2 separate regions of the Homo sapiens genome follow, and region 1 is linked to region 2. Evidence: chromatin loops called from intact Hi-C (ENCODE). Cell type or tissue: heart right ventricle. All regions are shown on one strand. Each heading gives the region's core, and the rest is flanking DNA. Links, peaks and the distances in the headings are about the cores only. Region 1 overlaps PDCD10 (programmed cell death 10). Region 2 has its middle 150 kb from the start of SERPINI1.

The links. A loop is a pair of places that touch in the nucleus more often than their neighbours do. Peaks named below come from ENCODE experiments on the same cell type or tissue, not always from the same donor. Only the 100,000 strongest peaks of a DNase experiment are listed, where the experiment ranks them.
Region 1: it touches region 2 in a loop (2.5-fold over the local background); 19 of 110 quality-filtered maps call a loop at or near these places.

Annotation. Positions count from the first base shown.
Region 1 is chr3:167,675,248-167,691,136 of GRCh38, forward strand. PDCD10 (programmed cell death 10) reads right to left here. Exons shown (of 9, transcript NM_007217.4): 7 at 12,368-12,446; 8 at 11,987-12,069; 9 at 8,051-9,142. The coding sequence ends at 9,061. Among named protein-coding and RNA genes, the nearest start is that of WDR49, 29 kb to the left of the region's middle. In heart right ventricle, for the core only: a CTCF peak has its summit at 9,324 (motif pointing left); no DNase peak of the experiment used is centred there.
Region 2 is chr3:167,874,955-167,890,843 of GRCh38, forward strand. It overlaps the pseudogene MEMO1P3. Among named protein-coding and RNA genes, the nearest start is that of SERPINI1, 150 kb to the left of the region's middle. In heart right ventricle, for the core only: CTCF peaks have their summits at 7,340 (motif pointing left) and 7,546; no DNase peak of the experiment used is centred there; H3K27ac peaks cover 2,203 bases.

The DNA.
Region 1 (15,889 bases), core at 5,219-13,218, 200 kb before region 2:
CAAGTCACCTCTAAGCAGAGAAGAAAAACTCCCAACAGAGAGCTCCTACTGCTCCCCTGATGCTGTAAGCCTGTAAGTGTGGACAGTAGGCAAGGGAGTAAGGGATTCTATGAAAAGGAGTACAGGGTACAGACGACTTAGACAAAGCAAAGGAAAAATTCTGCCTAAAAAGGGAAAGTGCAATATTAAAGTCCAAAATTCTGAACACAGGTGAGTACTTGATAGTTTACAACACTACTTACATATTAAGAAGCAAGACTGGAAGTGGAAGCTTTAGTGAAGCACTGCTTCCAGAGGACAATGAGGCAGTAAAAGGGAAGAATAAAATAAGAAGGAAAGATTAAATCTCTGGTGATATATAAAGAACAAGGCATGCTGACCTCCTTCTTTTCCCATTATCAACATAATTCATTTCAGCTGATGAAAATCTCCATTTATCTAAAAGAAATTAAACAAAAACAAAAATACAAGAAGCCAATGAAAACTGTACCAGCACATTCCAACTAAATATTCTCAAGCATATTTAAAAAACTGGACTGAATCAGAAGTACAAGTACTAAAAACAGAGAATAAAATGCACAAAAATAACAAGAAATAAAATGAGAGTTGATTAAATGCAAGAAAGAAATAGAAAAACATATATAACAAAAATAAAAATTAAACTACAAGGTGCTCTAAGAAGATATTTGGATAAAGTAATAGAGTCTTGAAGAAAAGCAGAAAAACAACCATGAACTATGATCACAAAAATGAGGTAGGCAAGGAGTAAAAATGGCCAGAGATAAAGTGATTGAAATGGATGACAGGCAAAGAGGGTCCAACATATATTTAATTGATGACCCAGGAAGACAAAAACAATAGAGTAAAACTAATATTTTAAACTATAATTTAAGAAAACTTTCCAGAAATAAAAGACCTTGGGCCAGGTGCAGTGGCTCATGCCTGTAATCTCAGCACCTGGGAGGCTGAGGTAGGCAGATCGCTTGAGCTCAGGAATTCAAGATCACCCTGGGCAACACGGCAAAACCCTGTCTCTACAACAAATACAAAAATTAGCCAGGCATGGGGGCATGCACCTGTAGTCCCAGCTACTTGGAGGACTGAGGCAGGAAGATTGCTTGAGTCTGGGAGGTCAAGGCTGCAGTGGGCCATGTTTGTGCCACTGCACTGCAGCCTGGGCAATAAAGACCCTGTCTCAAAAACAAACCAAAAAAAAAAAAAAAAAAGAGGAGGAGGAGGAGTAAAAAGAAGAGAAAGAAGGAGGAGGAGGAGGAAGAGGAAGAGAAGAAGAAATGAGAAGAACAAAAAAGAAAGAAGACAGAAGACGAAAGAAAGAAGAAAGAAGTAGGCCACCTCTATTTACACACAGAAAATGTCCATCAAGTAGAGGGAAAACTGGCCTGGATTAATCCACAGTGATACATATCCTAACTATTAGACTCTGAAATTAAAGAAAAAATCTTAATTGCTTCTAGGCAAAAAGATGAAACAATTTTAAAACAAGAGAATTAGACTTGACAGCAGACTTACCAAAATAACATACAAAGCAGGCAACAGTAGAGCCATGTTTTCAAGAAACTTAAGGAAAGAAAACGTGAACCAAGGATATTATAAACAACCACAGTATTCTTTCAGTATCAAGACTATAGGAAAATCATGTTGAACACAAAAGAACTCAAAGAATACTGTATAGATGTGCCTTTCCTGAGGAATCTGCTAAAAGATGAACTTCATCTAACCAATACATGACTAAGAAAACTCTGGCAAAAGGACTGACAGTGAGCACTGCATATATTTAATTGAAAAGTTTGGACTGAAATAATAAGGGGAACACAGGTAAAATAGTAATATATAACATTCGATGTTCTGATGAAGTAGAAAAATGCAATTTAAAAAGTAAAGAAAAGGGAGAGAAAAAGAGAAAAGTATGAATGAGAACATTGACTATCATTTAGGTAACAGGTGAGAGTTAAAGGATATGTTTTAAAGACAACATAACTGACAGTAAAAGTAAAAAAAAAAAGCATTTAAAAGACTATAAAATATTAATACAAAGCAACCACTGGAACAAAAATGTAAATCTTCCTAACAAAATGTTGTAAAAATGCAGAAACACACCAAATCTTGAAAGACACAGTAACTATGGCGTAGTACACACAAAAATTATTTTAAAAAATAACAGAATTAAGCCCAAACATGACAGACATTATCAATAAATGTGAATGGGTTTAACTCAAGGTCAAAAGACAAATTTCAAAAGTCATTAAATAAAACAAAGAAGGACACTTTTATGGTATTAAAATCCACATTTCACATTTAGGATGTAACAGGTATCTCTACCACAATACGGCAACACTTACATAAAACAGAAACTACAACAGATGCAAAAAGAACAAAGACAAACATACTACTAAAAGGAGACTTTAACATACAGTACAAGAAGACTGGTCAACCAAACAAAAAACAAAGTAAAGATATATAAGAACTAAATAACAATCAATAAGGTAGATGTTTGAATACATACCGAATACTATATCCTAATAATAGAGATATACAATCTTAAATATACATACATTCACATGTATATTTAAAAGTTTTGAACATATATTAGGGCACAAAGAAAATACCAGCAGGAACTATAAGGCTAAATTATTACAAACAATACCGGTGATCGCAGTGCAATAAAAATAGAAATTAAAAATGAAACCAAAAAGGCCCTTCTACTTGTAAATTAAAGATATTCTGTTAAACTTAGCTCTTGGACAAAACAGGAAATACAAACAAAAATTACATAATTTCTGAAAAATAATGGTAATAAATATATCTACGAGATACATTCTAAGCAGTAATCAGAAAAAAATCATAGCCTAAATACCTGTATAAATAAGAACTAAATTCTTAACTTGAAAGAACCAGAACAACAAAGTAAAATACAAAAAAGTCCAAAGAAGAAAATATTAGAACAGAAATTGAGATAGAAAATAGAAAAACAGTACATCAAATTAATGAGAAAAGTCCTGAAAAAAACCAAAACAATAAAACAAATGACTTGCTAGTTTAATTTTTTGAAAAAAGGGAGAAAGTGCAGATAGAATAAAAAATAACAAGGGAGAAATAACTATTGATATAGGGAATTTTTTTAAAAGATTACTTCAGTGGAAATACATTTGAAAACTAAAAGGAAATGGATAATTTCTTAAAAATATACAGTTTAGCAAACTGACCCCTTTAAGCCAAAAAACTTAAAAGAAATCAATTTAAATATAAGAAATAATGTTATCAAGAAATTAATTCCCAAAAACCACCAAACTCAGATGGTTTCACAGGAGAGTTAATCAATTTGACTACCAAAAAATAAATAAAAACTTTGCATGGCAAAGTAACACCATAAACAAAGGCACAATCACAAAAAATAGAAAAATAGTCCTTGAAGATGTTTAACTTCATTCATAATATGCAAATTAAAGCAATAATGAGATATTACTTCCCACCTATCAGATTGGCAGAACTTCAAAAGCTTTACAGTATGTCACTGTTAGTGAAGTTGTGGGAAAACAGTCTCACGCATTGCTGGTAGAATCTGAAATGCCACAACCTTTATGGAAAGGCAATATCCAACAAACTACACATGCATATATACTTTGACTTAGTATTCAAGGACTGTAGTCTGAAGAAATACCTTAAACATAAATACATATGTAAGACGATTCATTGTAGCATTTTGTATTTTGGTAAAATATTAAAAACTACTTAAATGCCCATAGATAGCAGATTGATCAGAAAAAACTATGGCACCTACATGCCATGGAATACAACAAAAGAGAAAGTGAGACAGAGAGAGAGCTCTGAATTTACATGCAGTGATTTATGGAAACAGTAAGTAAAAAATGGAATATGTATAAGGGCATGTGAAACAGCTAATAAGCACACACAAAAAAGTTAAACATCATTGTTATTAGGAAAATGCAAACTAAAACTACAATGAGACACTACTTCACATTTACAAGAATGTCTATAATTTTTAAAAGCCATTAACAAATAGGATGTGGAGAAACAGGAAACCCTAATATATTGTTGATGGGGATGTAAAATGATACAGCCATTTAGAAAACAGTTTGGCCATTTCTTAAATAAATATAAATTTACCACACAACCCAGCAACTCCACTCCTAGGTATCTACCCCAAAATGAAAAGCCACTTTCAGAGACTTGCACGTTTATGTTCATAGCAGCATTATGCATCACTGCAAAAAAGAAAAAGGAAGTAGTCCAAAGGTCCATCAACACGTAAATGGATAAAATATGGTATATAATAAAATACTATTCAGCAATAATAATAATGACGGAAATGCCTATATATGCTATGACACGGATGAACCTCAAAAACAACATGTTATGCAAAACAAGCCAGATTCAAAAGATATTAGATGCTTCTGTTTATATGAAATGTCCAGATAAGAAAAATCTATAGGGACTGAAAGTAGATAGTGGTTCCCTGGAGCTGGAAGAGGAAACAAGGATTAACTGTAACTGAGTATATTTTATGGTAATGATGCAAATATTTAGTAAGACCGTGGTCAAGTTATACAACTCTGTAAATTTATCAAATGTCACTGAATAGCACAGACTTAAAATGAGTAAATTTTATGGCATTAAATTATACCTCAATAATGTTTAAAGGAACATATATGTGAATTTCATGGTATGCAAATTATGCATCAACAAAACTGTTTTAACAAAGAATGTGTATGTAAGGTGACCTGCCATCTCAGTTTGCCTGATTGTCCCAGTTTTAGCACTAAAAATTCTGTGTCCCAAGAAACCTCTCAGTACCAGGCAAACTAAGATGGCTGGTCTCCCTTCAGGTAGGCTACCTTTTGTATAAGAAAGAATGGAAAGAAAACATACATTTACTGTTTTCCTCCATAAAGAAGAAGCCTCAAAAACCAAAACCAGTGAAGTTGGATACCTACAACAGATGGGAATGGGGCAGAACAGATATGAGAGATATGAGAGAAAGTTATATGTTTTGGTAAGGTTCTAACTTCCAGAAGCGTGTTATAGCTCCATAAATTTTTAAAATAAAATTAGATCAACAAGAATGGGAGGAGTTTGGGAGAAAGAGTTTAAACCTGAAGGCAAATTGAGAAAATGAACTCAATTGTCTTTCAAATAACATAATCACAGTGAAGGAGAAAAAAATAATACAAATAATTTATAAATGCACAATGTAGCCATTATCCTTAATCTTGAGCAAGATATAGGTAGATAACTGCAAATAAATCTTGTTTTTACAGTGATATAGGCAAAAGCAATTCTAAAATTATTTCAGATACATTATAGAATAGAGTGAACAAATTGATTGATTTTTGGGGGAATCCAGGACTTTTGAGGAAGGAGTGACATAGAAATATGGAATAGCGAAGGTAAGAAAGAATCCTGTGATAATAGACTGAAATTGGAGGCACTGGTATAAACTCATTTCTGAAATCAAACATAACATGTATATAAACACATCTAAATGCTACCTGACATGCATATCTTGAGTGTTAATGTAGAGTCATGCCTTGATATCTATGGGGGATTGGTTCTAGGACCCCGGAGGATACCAAAACCTGAGGATGCTCAAATCTGAGGATGCTCATGGCCCTTAAACAAAATGGCACAGTATGTGAATATAACCTATACACATTCTCCCATATACTTTAAATCACCTCTAGATTACTTATACCTGATACAATGTAAATGATATGTAACAGCTGTTATACCATATTTTTAAAATTATCATTGTATTATCTTTTATTGTGTTGAATATTTTCGATCCCCAGTTGGTTGAATCCAGGGATGTGGAATCCACATATGCACAACCCATGGATACAGAGGGCCAACTGTACATACTTGACTTTTCTAGTTCTGTCTGCTGAATAGCCTAGAAACAGACATCCAGTAGCAATGAGTATACCCAGCATCCAGATCTAGGTATCTAATATTCCCTAGGGTTCTATGGAGAAATTGCTGACTCTAAATCCTGGAATATCTTTTATATAACCTATGAAGTGCTTCAAACAAACGACAGAGGATATCACAAGGACATGGGAGCCAGCTCAATAGTTTCTACTGACCAAATCTAAGGCAACTTGAGCATCAAAGTAAGTATGGTAAAATTAATTTTAAAAAAAACATTAAAAAGCATGAGTTTATAACAATAACAGATGTAAAAATGAGATGGATATAGATGGATGAATGAATGGATGGATCAGGGGAGAAAGGAGGGCTCCTGCTTACAATAAAATATTAATTGCCAACTGGTACATGTGGAAAGAATGCTGAAGTTGAAGACTGAATAATCAAGAATCATCAATGCATGCTAAATCCTGGATGAAAATGTTGTTAGCATGGACTTAAGAGAGTCTCCCACAGGTTGCTTATTAATCGCAATGTAAAACACAGTAACTATACATTGGAGAAACTGAACACTACCTTGATCAGGTGATCAAAATTAGCATCACCAATAAGACAGACATTGTGTGCCCCCAATATCATACCATGATGACATAGTACCATCAACAGAGTGTTCTCGCCAAGAATGCATACCTTAAATCCGATTCAATGCTATAAACGACCAAGGTGGCCATGGAAATGATCCACAGTAAAGGAGACTTAAGGAAGGACAAATGAAAAAGCAAACAATAAAATGAAGAGGGTAAAATCTGAATAATAGTTGAATTTTAAAGGACATACAGATGTTCTTTGCACTATTCTTATGCTTGCAAATTTTCTGTAAATTTGAAATTATTTCCATATAAAACGTTTAAATCAATTAAGACAGCTCAATAACAAGTTCTCAACCTGTTTTGCCTGATTAGGCTTTTAAAAGTCATTTTAAAAAAACTGACTCTACATTTTTTACAAGTGTGGAAAGACAGTATTTTAAACATCTAAAACAGCAATAATCTCCATGATCCTTTAAAATGAGTACAGTTAGATTTATGAAAAAACAATCACATTGCTCTAATTTCTCTCATTTTCCTGTGGACCAGGGAGAGGTTTCTCAAATTGGTGTTTGGGAACTAATATCCCAAACAAGACGTATTTTCAGTAATAGAGGGAGTACAGTTCAGTGGAAAGAACATGGAATCTGGACACAAATTTAAACTGAGGCCCTAGCAGTTACCAGCTGTGTACCCTAAGCTCTGTCAGTTTCCTCAATTGTAAGATAGCTAAATCATAGGACTGTTAAGAGAATTATGTAAACGTAACTAGTGCTTGACACAGAGAAGGTGCTCAACAAATTTGTTTTCCTCCTCTTCCTTTCCTCTGAAGCCACTTTTCTGTTCTCTGGAAATGAATCTAACTGGGGCCACTCTGGCCTTCTTTTAACACAAACTCAGCCCTGTTGGAAGGATCACATAAGAAACTAAAGTACTCTAAGAATAAGCCTCCTTTGTGGAGGAATATTTCATGAAAACAGAAGCCAGAGATAATGGATAGTAGAATAATATGGAAGGCTTATAAAAACAGGTGATTTGAGGCATGTCTGGTAACTTGAGTTCTTTTAAAGGAGGGTAAAGACAGCAGAAGGAGTGATGATGTTAGATAATGTTAGAAATGATGTTTAAAAAGTCTGCTGCAAATAAAACAGTGTCTTTTTTCTTCATATATCCACAAGTCTATTCGGCAAATGATCACCCATCTACCTCCAAGAGTGAATGATAGTTTATGCCAAAAATAAATAAAGATCAGCATTCTATTTGTCTTACTGGCTACATATCTTTGAAGAAAAAAAAAAATCAGGTCAGTAAAATGTTCATTAATTAAGAGATTTCATCCAATTTTCATCTAATTGCCTATTTTTTTTTGCTCCTTTCAACATATTTTCATTTACATTTAACAGGATGTTCTACTTTTATGGTGCCAATGATAATTCTTTAAAAATCTGTTTTTTAAAATGGAGAAAAAATAAAATAACTTGAGTTGCATAACAGCAAAAAAATATACTGTCAACAGAAACTTAGTTTAACGTCTAAAATCTTTATAAAAGATAAGCAAATTCTGATTTTTTCCCTTTATTTTATAATTGAAAAATGAAACCACTTAACATGAACACTTGATACATAATTTCCTTAAAACTTCTCTATGGTGAAATAAAACTGTACCTAGTTGAAGAGTGTATATAATATTAACACTCATGACAATTTCAATCCAACCGTTGATATAGCTTCAAATTACTATTAATTGTGGCTATTTTTTGGGAAAAAATTGTGCAAAGCTTATGAGGGCCCAGTATACGAAAGGCTTAATTTTTAAGAGTCAAATCTACATTTGTCACAAGAGTTCAAAAAGTGGCATTATAGTGCAAAAACACTAGAAAATGCTATCTCTTACTCATAAGTCGTTTAAAACAGGTTGGAAATCATATAAAAATACTCAGTACCTTATAAGTAATTAACAAAAATATTTCCATTGACTACTCTGTGTCCAAAGTGATTAAGGACAAAAATAGAAATTCTTGCTTTATTATTTGATAAACTGCTGATAAGCTCCCATTAGAAGTTTTTTAGACATTACACCAAGTTGTCTTGGTCTTCTGTTCATATATATATATATATATATATATATACACACATATATATATGCATTTTTTCAAGTAAAGAAATGTTTAACAGATGTAAACTATTTATTGAATATTTGCCACCAAATATTGTTAAATACATTATCTTGCAGCATATCGCTTTCAAGTTAAAATGTCAGAAACAAACACCAATATTTACAATTCTTTTAAGGAATGTTATATAATGACACATTAAGGCGTAAATTCTTTTGGCTTATAATTCTTAAAAGAATGATAATAGCAAAAGTGATGCAAAATCTTCAGTGTGAGATTATGATTAAGCTACATTTTACAAAAATATGGTGTAAGATGGCAATAATCCCATTCAACATCCTGGATTAGATCCCTTCAGGAGGGACTGATAATTTATACAGTCAAACTTTAAAATTTACAGATAAAGGCAGTTCAATACTGCCACTGAGAAGTACATCTCTTAACATATACAACTTTCAGGCCACAGTTTTGAAGGTCTGAAGTATTAAGTTGGTTTGATGAATTAGTCGGTTGGCACTTACGAACACATTTATTGCCCTGTTTAAAAAGAAAAGAATAAGCATTAATTTCATCCAAAAAATTCACCCTTTTAAGATTTATACTATTAACAGTAGCAATGGAATCAATTTTAGAAAAAAAAAAAAGACAAGTTAGTATTATTAAAACTTTTATTCCAATTTAGGATATAATAGTCTTGCATCATTTTAAACTATCTAGTAATTACTGCCCCCTGGTGGTTCTGACTGGTAATAAAATGTTGGAGGACTGCTAATGATAGTGCCTCAACAACCCAGTTCATTTATAGGTGGAACAAGTTAACTGGCCAAAAGGAGGATTCAGATGTGGTCTCCAGCTGTGGTTTCATAGAAGTTAACAAGTAAAATCCAGCAAAGTATCATAATCTCAAAATTTGTAATTAATGGGCATAATACTCAAGAAAAATCTAATTACTTCCAATCTGATTCATCCCAATCTCTTTATCTCCTTAAAAAAAGGTAGAAATTCTAAGCTACAAACTACTACAAACTACTTTTACTATAAACATACTTTTAAAACAAAATAATCATGCAGTTTCAAAATCTGGGAGCTGACAACATATAAAAATATATTCTTTAAAACTGGCTTTGAGCCCCACCACATTCTCCTAATGGCTCATCTTCATGCAGCTGGGATTCAGAGATGATGCCCTAGTCCCACTGTGTGGCCTCAACAGTTTCCTAGTATCATATCTAGCATGCACCCGCATCCTAGACATTTCTCAAAAGAGAAGGCCCAGGGACTGGACCTGGTGGCTCGCACCTGTAATCCCAGCACTTTGGGAGGCCAAGGTGGGCGGATCATGAGGTCTCTTGGAGTGTGAGACCAGCCTGGCCAACATGGTGAAACCTTGTCTCTACTAAAAATACAAAAATTAGCCGGGCATGGTGGCATGTGTCTATAATCCCAGCTCGGGAGGCTGAGGCAGGAGAATTGCTTGAACCCAGGAGCTGGAGGTCGCAGTGAGCCCAGATCCAGCCTGGGCAACATAGCAAGACTCTGTCTCCAAAAAAAAAAAAAAAAAAAAAAAAGAGAAGGGCCAGGAAGAAATAGCTGAATCAATGCAAATCCATCCCCCTACTGAAAGATGGCCTAAAGATCAGGTTCTATCAATAATTTTCTGTTTTGAGGAAACAGGTATAAAACTCAAGCACATTATTGATACACAAAGAACTGGAATTTTAAAAAGCTGCTGAATGGAGAGAAAGTAGTAGCAACGACACTGAATCCATATGCAGAGTAAATAATTTCAATTAATTAATGAAAATTAGTCTCTAAATTAATGTCTACCTTTCATTGTGCTTATTCCATAATAGTAATTTAAAATCAGAAATAATAATCCCATCATGTAAATTATTATTTTAATGTGTTTTTGGTTATTTGAGCTTAGCATAAATCAAATAAAAGTTTATTTTCAAAACACAAATGCCAGCTTATTAAACTAAGTCATCAAGGAGCATTTCCCTTAGACAAACCTGTGTATGGAACACCACCACAAAACAAGTAATAAAATTTAGCTCGATATCTCTAATTCATAATATAAATGTAAATACTTCAACCTGTTTGAACTGTTAAAAATGACTCTGAAAATTAACATAATTCTATCTAATGTATTTTTATCATTTTTAAATATTACTACAATAATACTGTAATGATGTGACATGAATATAGAGATCTTAAAACCTGAATAGCAGGATGGAATGATTGAGGTCTCTATTTACTTTTCTGACTTTAAGCACTGTTAAAAAATAATCTTGTTCAAAAAATTCTCACATTTGACTTGAAGTGCAAATAACTACCTATACGGCCAGACTTTCCATCAGTTTATACATTATACGTATGCATGTATGTATGTTAAAATATATAAAATCTCTTGGTTTTCTATAGTGCATCACAACCAATTATATATAAATTAAAAAATAATGTCCAATTTACATTTTAGTATATTTCCTATTTTATAGAATGATGCTGTGAAAGCCTCTTTCCAGGAGAGTGGGTCAAAACCCTTACAGCACTTTAAAAACATCTGGGGCACTTTTACAAAATATCTAAACCCTGACTCCACTCCCAGCCAACTGAATCAGAATCTCTGCAGGTGGGGCCTAGGCAGTGGGAATTTTTTAAAAACTGTCCTCAAGTGACTCTAATGCACAGAAAGGATTGACAACTATTGCTTTAACTTTAGTGCAGTAGTTCTCAATAGACCTGTAATGTATCACCTGAAAATTTCTAAGAAATGCAAATTCTTAGGCTCCATCCTAGACCTACGAAATCAGAAATTCTAGAAGTGGGACCCTCGAGCAATTTGCAATTTGACTGTAACAAGTCCTCCAGATGACTCTGATGCCACTAAAGTTTGAGAACCACTGTTTCAGGAGTGTATAAAGTAGGCCAATGAACTAAAATTGCTTTTACATTTTTAAATGGTTAAAAAACAAAAGAAGAATATTATATGACAGGTAAAAATTATTTCAAGATACTGAAATTTGAATTTTGTATAAAGTTTTATTAAAACACAGTCACACCCCCTTGTTTGTACATTGTCTATGGCTTGTTTCTGTACTACAACAGCAGAGATGGGTGGATAACGGCAACAGGCCCACCAAATCTAACATATTTACTACCTGGCTCTTTTCAGAAAGCGTCTGATAACTCCTGTTCTAGAAAGGAGTTATGGCTAGATTAGCAACCATTCATTTTCTATTGTTAATGGTCTGCCTTCATTATCAGTTGCCTGGAGTACTAATAATAAAATAAAAGGGCTTAATTTATGTGGTTTTCATATCATATAAAACCACATAATCTATTTAATTTTAAAAGTAAAGGATAAATTACAGTACTTACTTGCCATCTTTAAAATACGTTTTCAGAGTATCACTGAAACTTTTGGAGTACTTTACAAATTCTTTCTTTTGGTGTTCAAGTGCCTACAGTCACAAAATATAATAAGAAATAAAGTACTAAATAAGAGAAATAATCACAAAAGCCAAAGGCAAGGACAAGAGATTACACAGGATATGGGATGCACTTTATATGAATATTACTAATAAGCAATTGTGGAGTACTCACTTTTAAATAAAAAGGCATATTTAAATTCAAGAATAAACTCAATGGTTAATGACACAAAACTATTTCCAACAATCAATCTTATTTTTAAGTCAATAAAACAACTAGGCATAAACCAACATCTAGGGTGTCAACTAGCAAGGCTTCTACTAAACGTACCCTGCGGTTCTGGTATTGATATTTCTTGAAGACATTATTCACTGTATCAAGAAGTTCTTTTATTGCACTAGCTATATCCCTGTTGGGAAAAGAATAAAGAATATCAGCTACATTTGAAAGAAATTTGTGAGAGAAAAGAACATCAGCTACATTTGAAAGAAATTAAGTACACTCTTAATCTAATCACAGTACACTCTTAATTATGTTAAGCGCAATCACTTCAAGAACAGCCAGCCTTTTCGGCTAGCTGGTTGGAGTGGGGATTTTAGCCTATACCCCTCTGTAATCCTGATTCTCTTGCACTGCTGACCAAAGGTTGCCAACCAAGACCAACTTTCTCAAATCAATCACATTTCATTAAGCGTTCCTTACTCAAATTTATAAAAAGATAAACATTACCTATGCCTGTCTTTTCCCATTTTAAAATTTTTCTTTGCTCTGGCTAATGTAGCTAAATTCAAGCTACCATGTTCTCTACTTTTGTTATTTGAACAAGGAACAATTTTATAATATTCTGCATTACATATAACTCAATTCTGTATTTAACAATGCTGTATGCTAGATACCTATTAGTTTTGATGTTTAACATAAAATATTTCCTCCTCAGAAAATATTCCTCTCCCCTGAGGAAATATTCTTCCTCCCTTACTCTTTTACAGACACTTTTAGCTTCTATCTAGCAGCCAAATATCCTCCTCTTTCAAACACTTACTATCAGTCACTATTCCCTTTGGAAAATATTTAAATTACTAGAGGAGACAACATCACAATATTCTTGCACTTTAACCTTCCCAGCAATCATCCTTTGACTATATATGCATCATCACCTCCCTCCCCTTTCTAAAGAAAAAAAAGAAGAAATGAATAATTCTCATTTGAGTTGACTGTTCTTCCTATCCATGCACCATTTTTTCTGAACTTTTTTTTGCCTTTCTAACTAGCCCCTTTTGATTTCCACATTTTAACCTCATAGCAATTTTTTTCCGCCAAATTGAACTTGATGTAATTCTGCATTCTCAAATAGTCTCACATTCTCTGCGACAAACCTTCTTTTTCACAGTCATTCTCTTAGCTGTTAGTCACAACAAAAACTTCAAATGCAATGCAACTGTGAAGAAATGAATAAGATGGAAATCTGCACCATCCTAAACATAACATTTTATTACTAATACTAATTACAAATGCCAGATTTCAGTTATTTCCTATCTAAAACATTTCAACATTCCTATTTCAAGGGGAAAAAAACCTCAGTGTCCAGGTTTCTGTGTGCATGTGGGTGTTTCCCAGCATATTTTTCAGTAAATAAGCTTGTAGAAATTTTAAGAATTAAAAGCATACAGAATTTTGATATTTTTTAAAAAAGTATTTTAGAGTACTCTGAAGTAGTAATTCCATTTTCATTGATTATTTCAATAATATTTTACTTATTACCTCTCTCAGGTCAAACACTGGTATTGGGCTGAAACATTGAAACATTACATATTCAAGTAGGACAGTAAGTCTTACATAAATGTTATCTAATTTTTTTTTGCCTCTGGTTTAGTAACAGCAGTTTTTAATTAGATAACTATTCCTTTCATTTATGGCTTAAGTTGAATCTTTGTATATTGGTGTGATGGACATAAACCCACTATTGTTTAATAAAATGCTGTCATAGGACTATTCTGTGAGAAAAATTACAATTTCAACAAATAAAACATGTCAAATCTCTAAATATGCAAGCTTCTCCAAATCCACAATGGAGTTATTTAAAATGGAATATAATGGAGCAAATTACATAGTGATCAGACAGAAGTTTATATAGTCTTACTTTGTAGTGTATTTCAATATTCTGCTAAAGAGGAATAAAATGTGTTTCCGGGGCTAGTCATCAAAATGAGCGTATGTTTCATATACAATAACAGTGGCTAGATTCTACAAGTCAAAAGAGTGGGTCTGAAACATGTTGCCTCATGCACCTAGGGAGACAAAAACACAGGGGAGAAGAAGGGAGGGTTTTGCTGGACAAAAAAAGAAAGACCTGCTGATAAATACTGGAAATCTCTATTTTAAAAGGGGGTGGGGGGAGGCGCAACTCCTCAGGTGACTGCTGATGAGTCAGGTTTGAAAACTTGGAGCTAAGGTTTAATGCCTTATTGGAACAGAGCTCTCTGTCAACCAAGGCCATTTATTCCTAAGCCTCTGTTTGGACACGAGGCAAAAGACTGTTAAATGCCTACCAAATTGTAGAAAAAATGTTCTCTAGAAACAATCTGCAGCAATGTATGTCAAATATTATGTTATCCATATGTACACAGAAAAGTATTTTCATTTATGGCACCAAGGTGTGCACATAGAGAAGCTAAATTATATTAGTAACTACCAGAGAGTTTGTTTCCTACGAGAGAAAATACCAGGACAAAAAAACCACTATAGACAATTAACCAGATAAAGAACTGAGAAAAAACTTGAGGGTAAAATAAATATCGCATAACTAATGAATGCGGCTTGGTGCAGATGAATTCTGTGATAAGAGGCAGATAGTATGAGTAGAAGGAGAAGGAACTTAGCAATTTGCACCAACCTAATAGCGCAGCTTTGCGAAACATTACACTGAAAGGCAAAGGCTTCAGATGAAACGTAAACATACATCTTATCAAAAAACTGCAATAGAAAAGTAGAGTTTCTAATCATGCCACCCAAATTTGCATGATACGCATTTATGCAAATGCACTAATGAAAGGGAATCCCTGTGCTTTATGTTGAGTTTGGTTTAGACTGGAAAACTCTGAAAAAATCTATTCTGAACCCTTCATGAAAACTCCTAACTTAAAACAAATAAACCTTGCTGAATTTTAGCCTAAGAATATGCAAATGCAGATTACAAACAGTAAATAAATGCCTGGCTTTTTTATTTTGGTCTGTTAAATCACGAGTCTCCACTAGTTTTCCATTAGTTGAGATGTATTGGACTTCAAAAAAAATACAAATTAATTTTATAACATATTTGCATAGCTCAAATGTACTCAGGCACACACATTCATTGATCAAAAGGCCTTTTGAAATATTTGCTGGATCATTTTTCCTTATCAACTCCATTGAGAAAAGGGAGGAAAATCCTCATTTCACAATGTTATTATAGCATGTACTGTTGAATGTATGCTAGGTTCTGTGCTAGGCACTTCATGTACATCATTTCTTTCAATTCTCACAAGTCATTACCCTCATTTTCAGAGGCACAAACTAAAATGACAGAAGTTAAGCAACTTATATCCAAGGTTACATAGCTAAATGTTGGAACACAGATTCAAATCTAGGTCTGCTAATATATTCAAAATTGCCTGAATATTTATTAGCTGTCAGGATTCTTTTTTACTTGTACTTTGATACAATCTATAGCATCACCTATAGTACTTGGTGTAATATGTATATGACATATGCTTATTGAAAAATGTTGCTAAAATGAATAAAGGGGATAACTACCTTAGATATAAGAAAGTAAAATATTGGAGAAACGCCTGAAGAAGAAATCATTTTCTATTT
Region 2 (15,889 bases), core at 3,665-11,664:
TATTCACCACTTTCACCTTGAATAACCTTTAATTGAAAAATAAAGTTGCCAAAACAAGGAGTAAAAGAAAAACTACCATTTTATTCCCTCCTTGAGATTGAATTAGAGGGAAACATACTGACCACAGTAATCCCAAGGTTGGACTCACATGATGGCAAATGTCACTTAGTTCTAAAGCTCTAATTAGAAACAGGGCTGAAGTTTTAGCCAGCTCCTGCTACTAGAAATAAAACATGAGGCAACAGCAACCCAAGCCCTGGACACCCCCTGACAGTGAACTCTGAGGTGCTTTCTGAGTGAGTTGAGTATAAAGCTGACAGAGCCTAGAGAATTCATACTTGAGCAAATATTGGGAAAGAATAAACTGGGTCAGTTACCACCTGTTTCTAGATTTTATTTTTTTCTAGACTTCAACTAAGATTGTCTTTCACATTAATAAGAAGAACGATGAACATAATCTATTTCATCCAACTTCTACATTCCAGGCACAGTATCAACCACTTTATTACATTTTATCTTCTGTAATATTCACAGTGTTATTGGGTAGATTAAACAACTTGCCCAAGTTCACACAACTGGTGACTGGCAGAAATGGGATTTGAACTTATTTGATGCCAGAGGAGGTGTATCCTTTAATATTTTAGAATAACTTATTTATTTCATTATATTTTATGAACCTTGAAATATGTTTATTGTAAAAAAAAAACGCAGAAAATACAGACAGGCTAAGTAAAATGTGTCTTTACATTAAAGTATTTAATTTGCAAAAGAACAGTTGTTATTTTAAAATCCTACCCCACAGTTTTTCATATTTCTCTTTCTATGTAGGGTTAATCTCATCAGGAATTTCTCTTATCCATCCACAGTTTGTAGGACAATTCTTTGCACATAATGGGCACTCAAATGTACGCAGATCATATTAGTCCAAGAAAAAGCTGCTTGTTGGGGCTACCAAGCCAGCATGGTAACACCTTACAATCACCCTTTCTACCTGCAGTCACATTGTTCCCAGAGTGGGGTGGTGATACTTGCCAGCTAGCCCAAGTTTCTGGATATAGACCTTTAACAACTTCACAAGTACCCTTAGAAAATTCGGTTAAGACCGAACATGGACATGCTTGCTCCATTTTTTTCCACTCTCAAAATATCCTTGAGCAGTAACTCATTCATAGATAAGAAAAACTTTTTCTCTTCAGTTTTTTCTTTTCTTTTTGAATATTCTTTGATTTTAGCAGAAATAGGCACAGTAAAAGAATAAATATAAGAGACGAAGAATAAAATTTATGAAATTTAGAAAGCTCATGTTAGAGAATTGTACTCTTTAGGTAGATCCTTATTTAAAGAATAATTAGAGGAAAGAAAACAAAAGATGAAAGAGTACAAATGAGATTCCTGAGCAGTTTTTTATTTTGATTGATAAACTTTTAAAATGTGTTTGAATTACAATATTTATATATCAGGAATATGAAAGGTTTAATCATAAAAATTACATAATATTTCTTCCAACATTTTCATCTTGTCCATTTCTTCATATCTATAGTGGAGAATTATCCCTCTGTAGGCAAGAAGAAGTCTTTATTCTCTTCGGAAGCTGCTCCTCTTGCACTCCAAAATATAGTTCTGATGGAAGCTGCCAATCACTTTATCCCATTCCCAGAACAGGCATGGTACCAGACTGAGGTCAATCCTATACTCCACCTTATTTGCCATGGAAAATAGCCTAGCGATACTTGCATGACTCAGGGCAGTTGGAGTAGTTTGATGGAATTTTTTAAACCACAGCTGACAGGAAGTAGCTCTGTTCCTTATTAGTTGCAAATGCTGCAAGCATATGACCCTAGAGTTATCTGTTGCCAGTTGTTGCCTTGTGGAGATCATAGGCTTAAGATGATGAAGGCAGCAATCAGCAATAAGCAGAGGTGTGCTTGTGTGTGTGTGTGTGTGTGTGTGTGTGTGTGTGTCAGAATGAGAGAGAGAGAAAAATTACTGCTTCTGAAACCAAATCCATTTCCAAGGTGTGGTTTTAGAAGCAAATAAATTGCCAATTTCAGAGCTGATTCAAGTTGAATTTTTGTCCTGTAACCAAAAGAGTCCTGACTAACAGCCAAAACTCAGGCTGTCAAGTAAACATAATCTGTAAGAATCCGCTTTCCAGCCTCCATTCCCCTTGACATCTTCCTGAAAGAAGATTTGTATAGGAAATGCTGACGTCTCTTTGGCAACTGCATAAAAATTATTGTATTCAACAAATTTATTATATGTCTCTTTGTGGCCAGGCAGCTTGCTTGGCACTGGAAATTGGCTAGGGAGATTGGGGCAAGAAAAATACCTCTCTCCATGGTGGAGGCATACATAAAAGCCGATTGCTACACAACTGCGTAAGAAGTGCTTTAATCAAAGCCTGAATAAAGTGTTGTGGAAACTCAAAGGAGCAAGCAAAATGCTTCACATGAAAGTTGGACATTCGAGTCAAAGACTCACAGGATTTTCCCAAGCAGAAAAGAAAGGAGAGGACATCATGGACAGAGGAAATAGCATGGTGCAAAGGCATGGTATGAAAAAAATACACGACAAATTTGTGGAATAACAGAACTTTTGATGTGATCACAGCATAATGTGGAGTTGGGTAACAGTGAGGGATTAGGCTAACCAGCTTGGCAGAATACTGACTAAAAATTCTTAAATGCTGTGCTAAGTTGTTAGAATTTTATCTTACAGGTTTTGAGAAGCCATCTGCAGCTCACAACTAGATGAGTGACACAATCAGATGTGCGTATGCAAGTAGGTAATGAACATCCATGTAACCATCACCCTGAGTCAATAACTATCCCTTCATGGGTGAAGTTGGGCAACTTTTCATATGGTTAACAACAATTGGCCAGGCACGGTGGCTCACACCTGTAATCCTAACACTTTGGGAGGCCGAGGTCGGTGGATCATTTGAGGTCAGGAGTTCGAAACCAGCCTGGCCAACATGGGGAAACCCTGTCTCTACTAAAACTACAAAAAAAAAAAAAATTAGCTGGGCATAGTAGCAAATGCCTGTAATCCCAGCTACTCAGGAGGCTGAGGCAGGAGAATTGCTTGAACCCAGGAGGAGGCAGAGGTTGCAGTGAGCCGAGACTGCACCACTGCCCTCCAGCTTGGGTGACAGAGCAAGACTCCATCTCAAAAAAAAAAAAATCCTTTTTTTTATTATCATCAATTTTCTGCAGACCAGTCCATTCTACTATAGAATTCCTGGCATTTTTCTTCTCAATCTTTAAAACTTTTTATGTTTTATGAATATCTTTGTATTGGGTATTAGTATTACTAACTTTTCTGGTATAGTTTGCAAGATATTTGTTCCCATGCTATGATTTGTATTTATTTCTTTGCTTATGTTATATTTTTACAGTGAAAAATTTTAAAAATTATATAACAAAATATATGTTATTTCTCTTGTGTCTTCTAGATTTTGAGTCATATTAAGCAATGTTTCCCCATTTTCAGAATATAGAAGAATTCATAACTGCTTTTTAAAAATACATGTACAGTTCCTTTTTAAAGCCTTGATTTAAATATCTGATCCATTGGGAATTTATCCTGGATTATGGTGTAAGAAATGGATCCAATTTTATCTTTCTCCATATGGCTATCCAGTTATCTCAGCAATGTTTATTTAACTGTCCATCTTCTACCCAGCAATTTGAGATGCTACCTATAAAGCATACTAAATGGTCACATGTGATTGTATCTTGTTTCTGAACTTTCTACCTTTTCATTAGTTTGTCTGCCTATTCATGTGCTAATATCAAACTGTTTAAATAATAAAGTTTTTAATAGTACTTTCTAAAGAAATCTGATATAGTTTTTCCTTCCAGCTGTTGTCCTGAACATTGCTTTTCTTTTTTAGAGTTTATCTGGTTATTCTTACTTGTTTTTAAATTCCTAATGAACTTTATAATCAATTTGTTTAACTCTAGAAAAAAGCCTGGAGACATTGAACTAAGATCAAATTTAATGTATTAAGTAAGTAAGAGGAACTAACGTCTTTATGATATTTCCTTCTCTCTCTCCCAGATGATGGTATTTCTTTTCATTTATTTGTGACTAGTTCTTTCAAAAGCACATTATAGTTTTGCTCTTATAAATATTAGACACTTCTGATTAAGTTGATGCCAAGGTGCTTTCTTCTTTTTTCTCTATTTTCTATCACAAATGAGATCTATTATTCATTTATATATTCTCACTGTTTTTGTTTATATATATGTATACATATATACTTATATATGCTATTGATTTTTACGTGCCATTTTATAACATTATTTTATCGAATTCTCTTATTGTTTGTTATATTTCCCCATGGATTCTTTTGAGCTTTCCAGATATATAATCACATGTCCTCTAAATAAATAGTTTTACCTCTGTTTCCCAAACTGATGCCCATTAGTTGCTTTTTCATGCTTGATGATTACATTGGTTAATGTATCAACGTACAAAAACACTGAATGTTTGTTTCCTTCCAAAATTTATATATTAAAGCCCTAACCCTCAGTGTTGCTCTATTTGGAGTAAGGAAGCAATTAAGATTAAATGAAGCCACAAGAGTTGAGCCCAAATCCAATAAAATTAGTGTCTTTATGAGAGGAGACACCAGAGAAATATACTATCTAGCATCCCCCTTCACTCCCCCAACAAACACACACACAACACACACACACACACACACACACACACACACCCCTCTCTCCCCTCATGCACACAAAGATGAGGTCATGGGAACACACAGTGAGATGATAGCCACCTGCAACCCAAGGGGAGAGCCTTTGCCAGGCACCCACCCTGCTGGCACCTTGATCTTCCAGTATCCTGAAATGTGAGAAAATAAATTCGATTGTTTAAGCACCCAGTTTAAGGTATTTTGTTATGGCAGCCCTTGTATACTAATACAGTTAGTGTCTGCAATATGCTAAATGTTGTGGATATAGTAGGTATCTTTGCTTTGTTCCTGCCTTTCAAGAATAAATATTATAATGTTAAATATTAAACATTAAAGTTTCCAAAGCTTTTGGGATGATGTAAATATATTTTAATATGCTAAGAAAATTTACTGATTATTTTTAACATGAATGGGTGTTACATTTTGTCTAATGCATCCACTGCATTAATGAAGATAATCAAATAATTTTTCTCTTTAGCTTGGTAATTTAATGACTTATAATAATGGATTTCCTAATACTAGGCTATCTTTGAATAACTTAATAACTTAAATGGATATGATTTGATCATGTCTATAATTTTAAAACTGGGCTGTTGAGTATTTTGGATAGTATTTTAAGATTTAGATTTGGTTTTAAGGAGAAAATTCTGGCAATTTTTGACAGATATGGTAGAAAGAAGAGAGAATGAAAAATAATGTTAACAATCTAGGTGAGGAATTGCTGAGGAGACAAATTAAGGTAAGAGTTATTTGTAATTTCTCTGTTTTATGTCAGCCTTCTTTTCAGTAGTCTATAAATCCAGGGAGAACAGGGCCTCACTGCCTTTTTCACTAGCATGTCTACAGATCCCATTACAGTTGACAATACATTCACTCATTTAATGAATGGATTTAAACAATCTTAAGGAATAGGAATTAACTGAAGAAGATAAGCCTAGGTGATACTTACCAGGTAGAGTCAACAGGATGTAGGGACTAAATAAATATGAGAGATTAGAGAGACAAAATTACCTACTATTGTTGCCACTAACTTGAACAGGGAATTTAGGAAAGAGAACTGATTTGGGGATAGGTAAGTAAGGTATTGATTCAAAAGATTTGGATATATCATCTTCAGGTTTTTATAAGACATCTGAGTGGAGACATCCAGTAGGCCTGGCTCTATTTTCTAAGAAAGAGCCCTACATGGAATCATGTATTAGGTTTTCACTTTTTGCCAGATACTGTGGTAAATGCATTATGAAAATTGCTTTAGTCTAACCTAACAAGATAGCAGGACTATTAACATTCTCAAATTACAGGACAGTAAACTAAGACAATGAAGTTAAGTAATTTATCAAGATCACCTATGATTAAATGGTGGAACTAGCATTCAAACCCAGGCAGTCTAATGCCAGAGCCCAGCTATAGCCATATGAACTCCTAGGATTTGAAGAGAGACCAGTGTATTCACTGTAGATGAAAGAATTAAATTATCCTTCAAGAGTGCATACAGCAATAGTAAAGTGTGAGAAGCAAAAGAGCTGAGAGCAAAAGAATTTAAGAAACAGGCAGAAGAGGACCTCAAGGAACAGACTGAGAAGGAGCAGGTAGAGAGATGAAAGGAAAACCAAGGAGAGAGCCTGTCGTGGCATGTGTCTCAGGAGTGATGGAGAGTTCGGGGAGGAAATTTGGTTTATTTTCTGACCCTGATTCTTTAAGTTCCAAAATTTCTTCATGCTAATCAATTCCCATTCTTTTAATTTTTACCCATCTTCCCCCACAAAAAGTTATCGGGTATGAAATATTGCAAGATATCAACAGCTACTTTAATAAAAAAATTCACAAAATTATCAAACAGCAAGAATGCCCTTAATTATTATTAGGAAAGATCAGCATGTTTGTAATCCCAGATAGTTGGTAGGCTGAGGAGGGAAGATTGCTTGAACTCAAGAGTTGGAGCCTGCAGTGAGTTGTGCTTTTGCCACTGCATTGCAGCCTGGGTGACAGAGTGAGACCCTGTCTCTAAAAAAAAGGAGAAAGATCAATGTTTTTTATGCTTTAGGGTATTTATAAGCTTAAAAAGATTCCCATTTTACAAGCTGATGTTGCTTACATATTGCCATATAAGGAAGGAATAAGTAACCAACATTGTGATCAAATGAACAAACAATATGTCAACATTTTTAAAATGTAATGTAACTAGTACAACACAGAAGTAAATACCTAGTTTTGCTTTTTGATCTGTATGTCATTTCCTTCCTTGTAAGATATAAGAAGCATCAGTGGGGTTATCCATTTGGTCTTGGTTGAAAACGTTCCAGTGCAACATTGCCATTCATCTTCATAGTCATTTAAATGCAATTTATTATCCAGTTTTGTGATTCTACTTTATATTTTATGGAGTTGGTAAGACTCCAGAATTACTTTCAGAATCATCCATCTTATATATAGGGGAAAGGTTTAATCCTTCCATCTCTAAGCAAGGAAAACTGTCATAGAAATCAGGCCCCAAAATGAATTCTTCAAGAGCAGGAAGGATGGAGAGGATGAATCAATCAAATTTTTTTTTCTCCTCAACTTGTTATTCTAAACGAGCTTATAAACAGTTTTCTGTAAGGAAAGGGTTTCTTGAATATGGTAACATCTGCCATCTAGTGGCTGACTTGAGCTACTATATGATTAAACTAGAAATTTTTATTTTTATGTAAATAATAACATGGAGGTGGGCAAATCATTGTACTTCATCTCTCTCTCTTCATGTTGCAAACAAAGTAGGAAAATATAGATTTTCTTTGATGAACTATTATTTTTAGTGCCAGATTTGATCTAATAATTCAATCCTTTTAGTGTAGGCATCTTCAAAGTAAAGGAGAAAAATAAAAACAGAAAGAAAAGAAGAAAAAGAGAAAGAAAAATAAAATAGTATGTTTACCTGCCACAACAGAATACATAAACAAAGTATAATTATAGTTATTAAATTATTTCAGTTCTAGGGTGATTCTATTTTGTCATTAAACAAAAGTTAATTTATTTGTACATCAGATATAGTTAGAATAAATAAAACCGGTATCTTTAAATGAAAATGTCACAGGTAAAAGTGAATGTATAATACCTCCTCCCTTATTTTTATGAGAGTTAAACTATTATGCACATATACTTTACCATCTAAGCTGATAGAATTAGCTTAATTAGATAGTCTCCATGCCAAAAACAATGATAAATTTTGAGTCTTCATCTCTCTCAAGTCTCACCAGCATTTGACACAGTTGACAGACCTTTTCCCCCATCTGGAAAGCACTTTCTTCACTTTCAGGACACCATACTCTTCCTGTAGGTCATAGTTTGTGGGGCCGGGCACAGGATGAGAATGTGGGGCTCCCTCGTGCAAAAAATCAGCAAAAAAAACTGTCCTTAAGGTACATATAACTTATGTGAATTACACAATAAATATTTTGTAGTTCATACTTGCATATGTACTTCATTCTTCCCGGAAGAGTGGAAACATTGCCCAAAACTAACTCAGCTATTTTATTTCACTTCTTCATACAGTAAATCCTGTGGAAGGAAAGAAGAAAGGAGGAAAGAGGATTGGATGGAAGAATCTCCACTTCTCAGTAATTTGTTTATTTACTTTATTAGTTTACATCCATGTGATTGGCATCTAAATTATTATTTTAAAGTTAGATGACTTTTGCTAATATCCTTGTATTTAAATTTTTAAAAATACATCTTTTTATTCTTCTAATGTGGTTGAAAAATTACTTTTATTGGAGGTGAATAGGATTCGGACTTAAATTGTAAGACTTTTTTCTTCTTGCTCTTTTCCTTCTACCTTTGATTTAACTTACAAAAAAGCACATAGACAAAATATATTTAATTCTCTATTTAGTCATAATAGTTTCACAGACAAAAGTCAAAATGAGATTTGAATTATACTTTGTTGACAGGTAACTGATTGCCCTATAAATATCTCAATGACATTTCATTGCCTTTTTTGATAAATATGACATCATACTTTTGTCTATGATGCATGAAAATTGAAAAAATCTAATTATTACAACTTTTGAAAGATAAGCATTTAGTAGATCTCTTTAAGTGCAATAAAACAATATTACATCTCAACAAAACTTACCCTGTACTAACAGATACCCAGGAAATAAATAGTGAGTAAATTTGAAATTGCGAGCCTTTTTCACTTATAATTCTGAATATACAGATTTAATGAAATAGCTCTCTTATTACAAATAAACTCAAAGAGCTGGAAAGCAAATACAAGAACTAAATGTAGAAGAGTTAGTTGGTAGATATAGTTAAATGGGTGTAGTTATAATAAAATTTGTTTTTACTTGTTTTTTTATGTTAGAGCGATTTCTTTCTGAACTACCACTTCACATTGAATTATAGACCTTCAGGAATAGTTGCCTCCTTTTGGATTAATTCAATAAACATTTACTAAATAGCTCACATCTATGGCAAGTCCTATGCTAAGACTTGGGGATATAATCATGAATATTTTTTGTCTTCTGAGGCCCACTGCCTATTGGGAAAACTAACAAATTATTATTTCAACAAACCTACAATACGGGGATACAATGAAGATAAGCACAAAACAATAAGGGAGCAATGTGGTCTAATTACCTTGAAGGACCAAAAGGACTGAGTGAAGTAAAATGTTAAAGTGTCAAAAGAGTTACAGAAAGGGGAAACAGAATGAGACAAGACACACATGTTTTGGAAATTGCATTCTGGCTTCTGCATTAATGTCATTACATTTGCTCTTACAAGATCACTAGAGGCAGTCACCTCATATTAATGCCTCCTGCAGCTTTTGATGCTTTCCTGTAACACCCTTCCTCTGGTATCTGAGGCATCCTACTTGGTTTGTTTCTATCTCTCAAGTCATTCACAGTCTTGTTTATGGCTCTCTTTTTAGTCTCCTCTTTATCCGTTAAAGGTTAGTATTCCTCACAATTTGGTCCTGACCTCTCTTCTTTCCTTACTCTTCACATTTTCTGCAAGCAATCTGATCCAGTCCCATGGTTTCAATTTTCAAAAATCTTTTGAAACCGCTAAAACATCTGTCCCTAATTTCTCTCTCTCTCTCTTCTGGGTTCCAAACACATAATACAGCACTTTTGCCTGATAGTTCTATCTGGCTGTTCTTGAGGGTCCTCAAGCCCAACATGTTCTAAAGCAAATGTTTTCCTGCCCCATCGCAGTGCATGGTACTACCATTTTCCTGGTTGTCAATGTCAGAAATCTGAAATGACATCTTTGATTTTTCCTCCCCCTTAGTTCTCCATGTCCAATTAGTTATGCCAGTAATAACTTCTAAAGAGTCTCTCAAATTCCCCTGTGCTGTATCCTCTTGGTATAATTATCAGACTTTTGCAAGACTCTCCTAAGTTGCCTCCAGCCTCAAGTTCTCCTCCCTTCAATCCATTTTCTGCAATGCAGTCAGGTGATCTTGGTAAAGCACAACTTTGATCACATCATTCATTCTCATTATTAAAACCCCCTAATAGTTCTCATTTATATAAAAATCAAGTTAAACTTATTCATAAAGTGGCATGTATCTCGATTTGCCTGAGACAATTAAGTTTACGATTTTAGCTCCAGGATCTTCTGCTAGCACCCCCTTAACTCTCAAAAGGGTCTTGGTTCAGATGATAACTTATATTGTCACCCTACATATAAAATCTTCAAAGATTTCTGCTTGTGTCTTCAGCCTCATCTCTGTTACTCTCTTTTTCATTCTAAGCCCTAGCCACCCTAAACTACCAAAGGTACTCAAACTGCAATGCTCTCTCTCACCTCCAGCCTTTGCCTTTTGCCTGTATCGTCCTTTCTCCTGTTTCCCTTTCTTTGCCTCTCTCACTCCTACTTAACCTCCAGGTGTCAGACTGGATAACAGTTCTTCTTGAAAGCCTTCTCTGATTCTCTTCTACCTCAGCTGATCAAGTGTGCCTTCTAAGGGATTCCATACCATTCTAGTTACTTTTATTGTAACACTTTTCATGCTAATTAATAATTTCCTACTCTTTCTTTCACCTTCACCATATTTCTTCCTTGAATAAATCTGACCTGTTCACTATTGTATTTCTACCACTTAGCACAGTGCCTAGCACACACAGTAGAAGCTAAAATGCTAAAAGGCCTGTGAATGGTGATGGAATTTTTAATCAACCTGAACATAGTTTTATTTAGACTGAGATGAAAACTCTTTATAAAAATTGATTTATCTTGTAATTTAATGAGCAATGACCGTTCGGTATTTTGGCCTCCTTTATCTTATTTATGTTATCAAATTTTGCCAATGGAAATAGAGTGAACAGCGAACCTTGTAATTCGCTGAAGAAAATAATAAAAAATTATTTAAAATACAATTTTGGGGTTTTGTTTAGTATTTATCATAATAATCTTTTTTATTCATTTCTCTCAGAGCTGCCAGTTAGTTTCAGGTAATTAAAATGATTTCAGATTCAGTGAAATTACTTGTTCGCCTTTAGATTGGTTTCTATCAGCCCAGATAGCTCACATTAAAATATAAAGCAGGTGGGTAATCTGAAGAACATCCAACACAATAAAGTCACAAATGGAGTCTCATTGTTAGGGATTATCAATAAGCACTTAGCAGTGATTTTTCTGGTAATGACAGGTTAACTGACTTCAAAAAGGAAAGTAACAAAAACGTGATGAGTTTCTAGGAATAAATGTTTTTTGAAGGTTGATATGATATAGGCGAACATCAGTATTATTGACTAGAATTTGGAGATTCAAACTAGAGTGCAATAAAAGAAGTCTAAAGTAGGCCGGGTGTGGTGGCTCACGTCTGTAATCCCAGCACTTTGGGAGGCTGAGGCAGGCAGATCACAAGGTCAACAGATTGAGACCAGCCTGGCCAACATGGTGAAACCTTGTCTCTACTAAAAATACAAAAAAAATTAGCTGGGCATGGTGGCACGTGCCTGTAGTACCAGCTACTCAGGAGACTGAGGCAGGAGAATCGCTTGAACCCAAGAGGTGGAGGTTGCAGTGAGCCAAGATCGTGCCACTGCACTCCAGCCTGGCGACAGAGAGAGAGTCTGTCTCAAAAAACAAAAGAAAAAACAAAACAAAACAAAACAACAGAGAAGTATAGAATAGAGAGCAGCTTCACTACATGTTGAACATTTATTAAGCTCCCTTCCTGTAAAGAAGGCTGGGAAGCATCAGAGATTTAAACAGCCTTTGGCAAAACAAAATGAAACCCTTAGCAAATATTGCATCATATTTTTTGCAAATAAAAAATTTAAAAAGTGAGTTTTGTTGGCATTTGGCTAGTTGCCATTTCCGCTGTAGATAGCAAAATCTTTAGAAAGTATCAATTAGCTTGTGTTAAGCTCAACAAGATTATATCTGTATAAGAAAAATTTTAAGATTCCAAGAATCAGCAGTGCTGTAACATCAGATTTGGGCAACCCTAAAAATCCTTTAGTTTATTCTCCAGCACCTTTTAACAAAACCATTCTGTATTCACATTTTAAGTCTTCACAGTAGACCTGTTGTTAATTTATGCCATTACTTATCTGAAAGCAAGAAAACTGTTTTTCCTATCTCACATAAATCCTTTGTGTACACATGATGTTGTCATACCACAACACATGAGTTACATTAGTATGATGTGCCTTTTTGCCCTCTGTGGGTTTCAAGGATGATAAATCTGCTAAATAAATAGAATGTTGCTACTTCAGCAGCCTGTTTCTTTTCTAGAATGGACTCCAGAGCTGTGACTCCCAAAGCCCCAAAGGCTGGTCCACAAGTTAGCATTGGCAAAACCAAGGGAAAACAAGGAACACAAAGAAAACATAGTCGAGTTTCATGATGAGACATTGTGCTACTTTAAACGATTAGCCTTTATTTTAACAGTGGGTTTTTTTGTATTTGGATTAACTAATATATCTTTTCATTTTAGAAGTGGATGATGAAATATATAATATTTCTATTGTTTTAGTGACCTTATTTGGAAAATAAGAAACTGTAAATTTGATGTCAATTGATTTTCTAAAATTTTGCATAGTTATAAAATACTCAAATTGGAAACTACTGCTTTTCTACAGTGAATTTGTAATAAGTTAATTGAGTTAAATCTTGAAAAATCTGTGACTATATTTTATACATACATATATAAACATGCACATGCAAATATATGTATATATAATTATTTATGTTAGAAAATTTCATATAAAGAAAGGATATTTTAAAAATGTAAAATGATAAGCACTTGGTCCACCTCATACTTTCCATCAGTTGTTATAACCTGGTATCAATTACCTAGTAACAATATTTACTTAATAACAATTTATGATTACCTAACAATTTCTTCCAGTTTAAGTTTTAATTTCTCTTAGCCTGCTTTTTTTTTTCTGAGTTGTGTAGCCCTTTATTAGCAACTAAAATAGAAGGCATCTGTTGTACAACACGGGTAGTAATTGACTATAACTGGAAATCTATTATATTCTAATACAGATCATCTATAAATGCAATTTCTTTATTAAAAATCTTCCACCTTTTTTGTTTGTTTGTGTACAATTTGCAAAACTATTCTGAAAGTGGAATATATGTGCACAAGTTTGCAGAGTGCAAATTCAGGATATGGTAAATGCTTTACCAGTTACTTTCCAAAAACTGTCTGCTGCAACTGAACCTTTACATTGTCATCTTTTTTGATCAAAATATTTTGATGCCAGCCTTCCTTCTACTGCCTAAACTATAAGGCATTTTTTAATGACCTGAAGGTTTTGCTATAGTTACTATGATGAATACCAGGGGGAGATTTATAGATCCACTGAACATCTAGATAAAATGGGTATGAGTGTTACAGAACAATTAGACCCTGTATCTTTTACCAATTACATGAAGAAATATCGTAACTATATGTGGAAGACTTCCCATTCGGGTGTTATTAAATGCTATCACAGAGCTCCAGAAGAATGGAATGAATATGAGCTTTTCCTTTTTGAATTATGCCCAGTCAAGCCAGTGTAGAAACTGGCAAGACAATTCAGTGAGTTATGCAGCTGGAACACTCATGGTCCACTGAAGCTCTGAATCCTCAGGGATGCCACCTGCACATTCTCATACTCTGTCCAGGGCCCCAACCTAGCCTTTACCATGATACTGGTCTTGGTTTGGGGGGATTTGAAACCTCAAACTAATAGAAATTTCTTTTTTTTTTCTAGTAGGTGTAGTCCTTCCTTAGCCTGCTTTTTAATGAGTGCTGCTAAAGCCCTTAGCCTGCCTGTTTACCCTTGGAGGTAAGATCTTCTTCTCCTCTGATTAGAAAAGTCAATCTCCCCAAGCATTTCTGCTTCATTGGTTTCACTCTACCACTGAATGGCTATTATGTGCCAGGCCTTGGGCCAGGTACTCAAAACTCTGTTAGACCAAGAACATAACTATTCATACCCTGGGGGAAAAAAGGGAAAAACTTTATCTCCAATTTAATCTTCCAAGAAGAAAATAAAAGCTTTTTCCTTGATTATTTTCTCCCCGAAGATTGGAATATAAGGCAGGATCCATACATCTATGTTACGAACATACCATGGAATTTTTCTCAGTTTGTGTCTTGTTTCCCAACCAGTTATTCTTCATACTGTTACAGGAAAATCTCACTTCTTCTTCTGAAGCTGCCAGGTCAAGAGGGAACTGAAATAAATTTCCACTGAAAGAAACCTCTTGAAATGTTTTCCATAAACAATTCATACATAAACACACAAACATTTCCCAATAGTTAACTCTGTGAAGTGTTCTCCAGCTTAAGAATCATTTCTCCTGCCAGGTGCAGTGGCTCATGCCTGTAATCCCAGCACTTTGGGAGGCCAAGGCGGGCAGATCACCTGAGGTTGGGAGACCGAGACCAGCCTAACCAACATGGAGAAACCCCGTCTCTATTAAAAAATACAAAATTAGCCAGGCGTGGTGACACATGCCTGTAATCCCAGCTACTCGGGAGGCTGAGGCAGGAGAATCGCTTGAACTTGGGAGGCAGAGGTTGCCGTGAGCCGAGATCGTGCCATTGCACTCCAGCCTGGGCAACAAGAGTGAAACTCCATCTCAAAAAAAGAAAAAAAAAGAATCATTTCTCAGCTGTGAACTGTTTCCATCTTCCATGTCAGCAGGATGACTTTAGATAGTTGTACTTTTACGCACTTATTTAACTAATACTTCATTCATTCTTATGATATACCAGACTCTGTGTTTGACACGAGAGATACCAAGTGGTGAACAATATAGACAGGGAATCTACTATGGCTGTCAGTTACTTGGTAGTAGGTAATGACCAATGTGAAGAAAGAGTAGAAGAAAATGAATTAACTAGTCATTTGTTTGGAGAAGTCATTTCTTAAACATCTAAATTAGATTAGGCCCTTTTCCTACAATAAGCTCTTAAATAAACACCCGGTATACCTACATCATAATAGACATAACAGCTTTAATCAATTAGTTGTGAATTTGATGTAAGTTAGCATTAGATGCCTGATCTGTACATAGTGCCAGGAAGATAGAGGTTGCTTCTGTGTGTTCTCCACTCTGTTCTCAAGACCCAATACGATGTCTGGTACCTTGTAGTTACTCAGAAAATGCATATTAAGTTGATGGTAAAATCTTAGTCCCAGGAACAATAATATTTGGTTTCTTACATAGCACCTTCACTACCATCTGTCCAGTCAGGATAAGTAAGAATCATTTTACTGCTATCAGGATCTCAAAACAGACTGAGACTTGGAATTGGGAGAAACATGAAGTTGAACATTTCAGAGCACCTGGCACCTGCCCCCCAAACCAAAGCTGTTGTCTAATTAGTCTGCTTGGCATAAAACTAGATTTGCCACTGCTCTGTAAAACTACTTTATTTCAAACAGACTACAAAAGCAGCACGTAGTGATCACAGAAAAATTGGAAAGTTTAGAAAATTATATATTATATGTGTTTAAGATTTTGCTAGAGGTATTTAAGGCCACCCCTGTAACCTTGCTTTGTAGGTACTCATTATTGAGCACCATCTCATAGCCTCTTCATGTGCGCTTCACTTTCCCAGTGCCCCGTGCTTCTCACCACCCTATTCTGCAAACCAATCTGCCCTTTTTTGATGCCATGTTCTGAATCTTCCCTTCCCCGACCCTCAACCGTTGGTTTCCATTTCCATGGGAATTGCTGATGACT